Linked DNA regions of Homo sapiens: region 2 is linked to region 1. A link is a contact called in ENCODE Hi-C or POLR2A ChIA-PET data. All regions are on one chromosome and are shown on one strand. The core of a region is the stretch at or near the end of the contact, and the rest is flanking DNA. Distances in the headings are between cores, read along the strand shown. Region 1 overlaps AOPEP (aminopeptidase O (putative)). Region 2 overlaps AOPEP (aminopeptidase O (putative)).

The links. A loop is a pair of places that touch in the nucleus more often than their neighbours do. ChIA-PET counts read pairs that join two places held with the same protein, here RNA polymerase II (POLR2A). Pooled maps may share reads with other maps.
Region 2: a map of Caco-2 shows a loop between it and region 1 (4-fold over the local background). The contact joins two enhancer-like sites. A Hi-C loop is called at or near these places in 4 of 168 maps with a recorded cell type or tissue (Caco-2, PC-9, mammary epithelial cell and 1 more) and 6 of 50 pooled maps. POLR2A ChIA-PET finds 5 or more read pairs at or near these places in 7 of 52 experiments (BJ, Caco-2, IMR-90 and 4 more).

Annotation. Positions count from the first base shown.
Region 1 is chr9:94,824,936-94,827,635 of GRCh38, forward strand. The region is part of intron 5 of AOPEP (aminopeptidase O (putative)); the gene reads left to right. Among named protein-coding and RNA genes, the nearest start is that of MIR2278, 16 kb to the left of the region's middle. RefSeq lists an enhancer at 244-917. Within about 2 kb of position 1,251, at least 12 of the 41 ENCODE cell types and tissues checked have a DNase peak (open chromatin) inside an H3K27ac peak, as active enhancers do.
Region 2 is chr9:94,781,816-94,784,515 of GRCh38, forward strand. All of the region lies in intron 3 of AOPEP (aminopeptidase O (putative)), which reads left to right. Among named protein-coding and RNA genes, the nearest start is that of MIR2278, 27 kb to the right of the region's middle. Within about 2 kb of position 1,441, at least 17 of the 41 ENCODE cell types and tissues checked have a DNase peak (open chromatin) inside an H3K27ac peak, as active enhancers do.

The sequences.
Region 1 (2,700 bases), core at 1-2,500:
TTAACATGGCTGTTTCAATTTAACAGAAACAACTTCAAGTTTTATATTACACGCCCTACCAAAGAATCTTTGATTTTTGCCCTGGCGTTTCCCAAGATGTTAGCATGGCTTTGAAAACAGGGCTGTTTAACTGCTGCTGCAGAAGAGATGGCCAGGGGAGCACAGCAGATTGGGGAGGGAGGAGGGAGAGAATGGAGGAGAGGAGGGAAATTGGCCTCCCCCAAGTTACTATTTTTAAAGTTTGCTTGCCTACTGAATAGCTCAATTTACAAATCCTACTGGATATGGTTTTGTGCTTCCCCGTTTTTGTTTCCTGTTGAAAGTGTGATGGATGCCTTGGTGGAAGACCAGCCCCGCATCCTGCTGTTTTGCCTGTGCCTCTTTACTTACGAAGGCTGGGCCCTTCTCTCCCCTTGAGAGGGGAGACCCACGTTGTCGAAGGCATCTCCAGGGAGATAGCCAGTCCCGGAATTTCTTAGGAGGTGGGACCTCAAATCCCAATTAGAAACACTCCAGGAAACATACATCTTTATTTGTTAAACAAGTAGTGTTGTGTGAGCCTTGGTGAAGACGCTCAGTCGTTTTAAATAAGTGAAGTAAACATTCCCTTCCAGGGGAGCGCCCTCCCTAGGCGCTGTCACTTTGAAGCTCAGTTTTAAGGTTTTCAGTTGGAACATGCAGTGTTCTTTTTTCCTTGGCTTGGGTTCTAGAGAATGTTGTTTCCTCATTTGGTAATTGGAGAGTTAATAGGGTTCTTTGTGATGCTACCGTGGAAGAGAGACTGTTTTATTCCATTCAGGGACTATAATTACAGGGCGCCCATCGGCATGGTTAAAGTTAAGGTTGTTTCAGCTTTTCCAATGTAAACTCATATTTCAGGGGTTTATAACTAGCTATAAAAATTTGCTTCTAGCTACAGACCTGGCATATTCAGTGTCAGCCTAGGAATAACCTTTACGTTTTAAAAAGTATTTTTAAAAGGATAATTAAAAAATTCTGTTTAGCTGTTTATAACTGTTGTTACAAGGATTCAAGGAAATAAAAATAGCTTTTTCTTTTTTTAGCAAAAACCTGTGACCCATATTTTTTTAATGTGGACAAAGTTATTAGATTTTTTTTTTTATGTCTTCAAAGGAAAATACGGTGAAATCTGTGTCAAAGCTATTTTAAAAGGGTATTGTTTCAGTTTTCCTTGTGGCAGCGGGCAGGGCACCAGAACATGCCCTCCTTGTTCTCCGAAGACATGAGCCTCCCATAGGACTGCTGGCAAAGCTGTTTCGTCCGCGGGCTTCAAGTTCATTGTGACAGAACTCCTGGCCAAGGAGTGCACAGCAGCCTCTTGGCAGATGGAAGAAACATGACCAACCATCGTGAGGCCATGGCCACTCTCCTCTTCCCCGCAGCCCTGTCCCTCTGGCCCTACATGTTGGGACACAGTGAGCAGCACAGGTACAGAGCTATAATAGAGACCCACTGGGGGGACCACAGAGCCTCTTCGTTCCCTTTTCCTGATCCACATGGTGGGGAAGGGGAGGAGGGAGTTTGCCTCTCTAGGAATCTCTCTTCAGCTCGGTGGCATTTGTTGCAGTAAGTAGCTTTAGGTGGGTCTGTTTTTGTACATGCTGACAGATGGGTGTGACACATTGCACAGGTGATTCAAAAGTTCTCCAATAAAACTTTCTTTAAAACTTCATGCTAGACAGATTTACCTTTAGCAATTCTTTTTCTAGCAGCTAGGGTCTTGATTGATGTCATGTGATAATAATGATGGTGGTGGTGGTGGTGGTTGTAATGTGGGGAAGGAGAAGAGGTATTGGTCATGGTGATGGAGCTGATGATATTAGTGGAGGTGGTGATGGCCACAAGGGTAGTGGTGGCAGTACAGTGGAAGTGGGGGAGGTGACAGTGGTGATGAGTGGTCATGGCAACAGTTGGGGCTATAGATTTCTGCCTGCCTGCCTGAGCTGTTTGCACAAGTCATTGTTCATCTTTGCAGAAAGCAGCAGCTTAGGGAATCTGCCATTGTCCCTTCCCTCTACATAACATGCCCCAGTGGAACTTGCAACTGGCTTTTGGTAGATCTTGTCTACCAATGCATGATAAAATTTGGTTTGTGGAAGAGATGGATACATGCCCCCTTTTCAGAAGCTGGTCTCCATTTTAGAGCCAGAGAACAGCTTCTCTTCTTTTCTGTGGCTTCTCGTTTAGGAGCAAAGAACACGGTGAGCTGGAGCTCTGGAACCCCAGAGTCATTAGTAGAGAGATGGTGGTATTTCTACCAAAATTGAAGTGCTTAACCACATTCTAGGAACCATGCCCTGTGATTTACACATATTAAATCAGTAAATCTTTTTAACAACTCTGTAAAGTAAGTTTTTATCTTGACTTTACAGATGAGGAAAGTGAGGCTTGGGTCATAGGATTTGAAAATCTTGGTCTTTGAGCCTCAAACCCTTTACATTTTCGTCCACTGAAGCCACCAGATAGTTTCTTAGAACATTCTAAAATGTTTGTTGTCTTGGGTGAGTGTATGGGAAGAAATTCATAAGAGAATGTTCCATATTTGGTTTCTTCTCTAACTTATCATGAGGACATAGACTGTCTTTTCTTCCTACACATTTCCTTACACTGATAGTGTACTAAGATGACCCTTTTAAAATTTATATGGGAACTGTTTAGAGGCTCCTACCGCATGTTTTC
Region 2 (2,700 bases), core at 191-2,690, 43 kb before region 1:
TCCCAAAGTGCTGGGATTATAGGCGTGAAAGTTTTATTTTTATAGAGTCTAATTTAGTATATCCCTGCTTCCTAGAAAAATAAAATACTCTGAGGGCTGGGTGCCATGGCTCACACCTGTAATCCCAGCACTTTGGGAGGCCGAGGCGGGCGGATCACGAGGTCAGGAGATCGAGACCATCCTGCCTAACACAGTGAAATGCCGTCTCTACTAAAAATACAAAAAAAATTAGCCGGGCGTGGTGGCAGGCGCGTGTAATCCCAGCTACTTGGGCTGAGGCAGGAGAATTGCTTGAACCCGGGAGGCGGAGGTTGCAGTGAGCCAAGATCGTGCCACTGCACTCCAGCCTGGGCGACAGAGTGAGACTCCGTCTCAAAAAAAAAAGAAACAAAAAAAGAAAAAGAAAATACTCTGCTTCTGTTTTTTGTGGGAAGCCTCAAGTAAATGAAGAAGACTGCCTAATGGAAGCTCCTTCCAGATGAAGGAGAAAAAGCATATGAACAAGTGAAAGGTGTTAAAAACTACATGTGCCCTTGCATAGGATCTGATTTCATTTTTTAGTGCAAAAGTAAGACTGTAGACATTACTTCATTCTGGGCAAAATGCTACTCTCTGGCCTGCCCAATAGACTAGCTCTCTGACATTCTCTTTCTTTTGACTTTGTGTGGGAAATTCCAGGAAAAAGCCAAGATCTGAGAGTCCAGACCCTCCTGTGTGCAACTGAAAGCCAACTTTTCAAATGAGCAGTACTATTTAGACTGCTCCCATAGTATGCAACCAGGAATTACGTATGAGGAAATGGTAAATTAAGAGGCATTTAGGAATGGTTATGATTAAGTATTTTCCTCACAAAGAAAGAATGCAAAGTAGAGAAAGCTCCTTGTTTCTAGAACTAGGGAAACTTTATTCCACGCCAGTACACATACATTCCTATGTTTTTAAGGGTAAACGTATTAATCTTTTCCCATTAGAAAGATGCCGGTGAGCCAGTAATTTCTAAATCTGTGTCAGTTAATTCTTTTGTTTTGTGATTTGTTGTTGACTAGTTCTTGCTTACCCTCCTGGCACTGCGCTTACTGTACACGACATATGTGAAAGTCATCATGGTTTCTTTCAGACATTGATGATTCTGGCAGGCATGTATATACCAGTTCTCATTGCTGTGGATTTTTGTCTTGGACTTGACATTCATGAATGTTCCATGTGAGTAAAGCACTCAAGTTTACCTGTGACCACCTGGAGCAGTATGATTTGGTGTCCAGTTAGCTGATCCAGCTTAAGGGGAACTGGGTCACCTGCATTGAAGGTCAGAGTGGCCGGTGAGACTTGAATAACAAGCCTGGTGGGGCATATTCCTTTAGGTATCCCGTTAGCCAACAAGGAAAACCTATAGAGGCGCTTGTGTTCAGCAGATGGCGCTCTTTTACCTAGTTCACAAGAATGATCTTGAAGGTCATTCTCTCTTGCCTCTCCTGTGCCTGAGGCGGTACCATGTTGCAGGCAAGGAAAACCGAAGCCTTGCTGGGTAGCATCAGTGCTTGCAAAGTGGTGGCCTGACCTGGCACATTGCCCTGGTTAGGCAATGCTGGTGCCCAGGGCGTCTTACTGTCTCGTTTGTTCTGGTGCCAGTTACAACCCTTGAGCAACTGCGGAGAAGAACTAACAAGAGACAGTCACGCTATGGGTATTCACGAGGGTGGCACTCACTTAGAAAACTGGAAGGTGTAGACGCGGCATCTGCAAAGTCCTGACAGAAAGCTAGTTTGCTGAAAGACCCAAGCAGTGGAGAAGGAGGCCAGGAGGGGAAGAGCAGCCAAAATGGGGAGCTCTCTCTCCTTTTCGTGAATGTATTATATTTATTGTACAGATGTATGTATATTATATATTTAAAATATATGATATATACATTCTCTATAGTATGTCTGTATACACTTATAAGTGTACATGTTTCTGAATATACATATTCCTGTAAACATTGTTAGGCATCTTTAATTTGTGATACAAAGATGTTCCAAAGTAATCATAACATATATAATAGTTTGGATAGGAATTGCTGAAATAAGGAATTGTGGTTAGAGAAAGAAACAATTTTGAGGTAGCAAAGTAGCAGGGGCTACTGAAGGATTGAGGAAAGAAAGATTATATGTTAAATAAAAGCACGTATCAATTTGATATTTCCGAATGCTTCATGCTGTTTGTCTAACCTATAGTGGAGAGGTTGAAAAAGTAAAATGGATGGTTTTCATAGGAAGAATTTAAGTGCCTGTTTTAATTTGCAGTGAAAACAATAACTCTTTAATATGAGAAGTTCCATGAGATGCTTAACTTGGCAGAGCTATGATCTAACTTAGCCTCTGCACAAGCAGAGTGGTTATGTGTGTGTGGTTATAGCTGTGCTTTTAATTATATTAAGTGAGTTTATCCAAGACTCACCTACTAATAGGACACTGACTTTTCATAAATTTCTTATTTAATTTACTATTGGTAGGCATGACTGATGTGTAAAAATGACTACCGTATCTTGATTTTTCTTCTCTTAAAATTTTTTATGAAAAATGATTATCTCAGCTAAGTTTCTCACAGGTTTAGTATAAAAAGTTCTCTCTCCTCTCATGAACTGACTACTCCTTCATGTTCTTCCTTTTTCCCTCTTCACTGAGAATTATTCTTCCTCCTGTGGAAAATAGAATCTTCAAAACT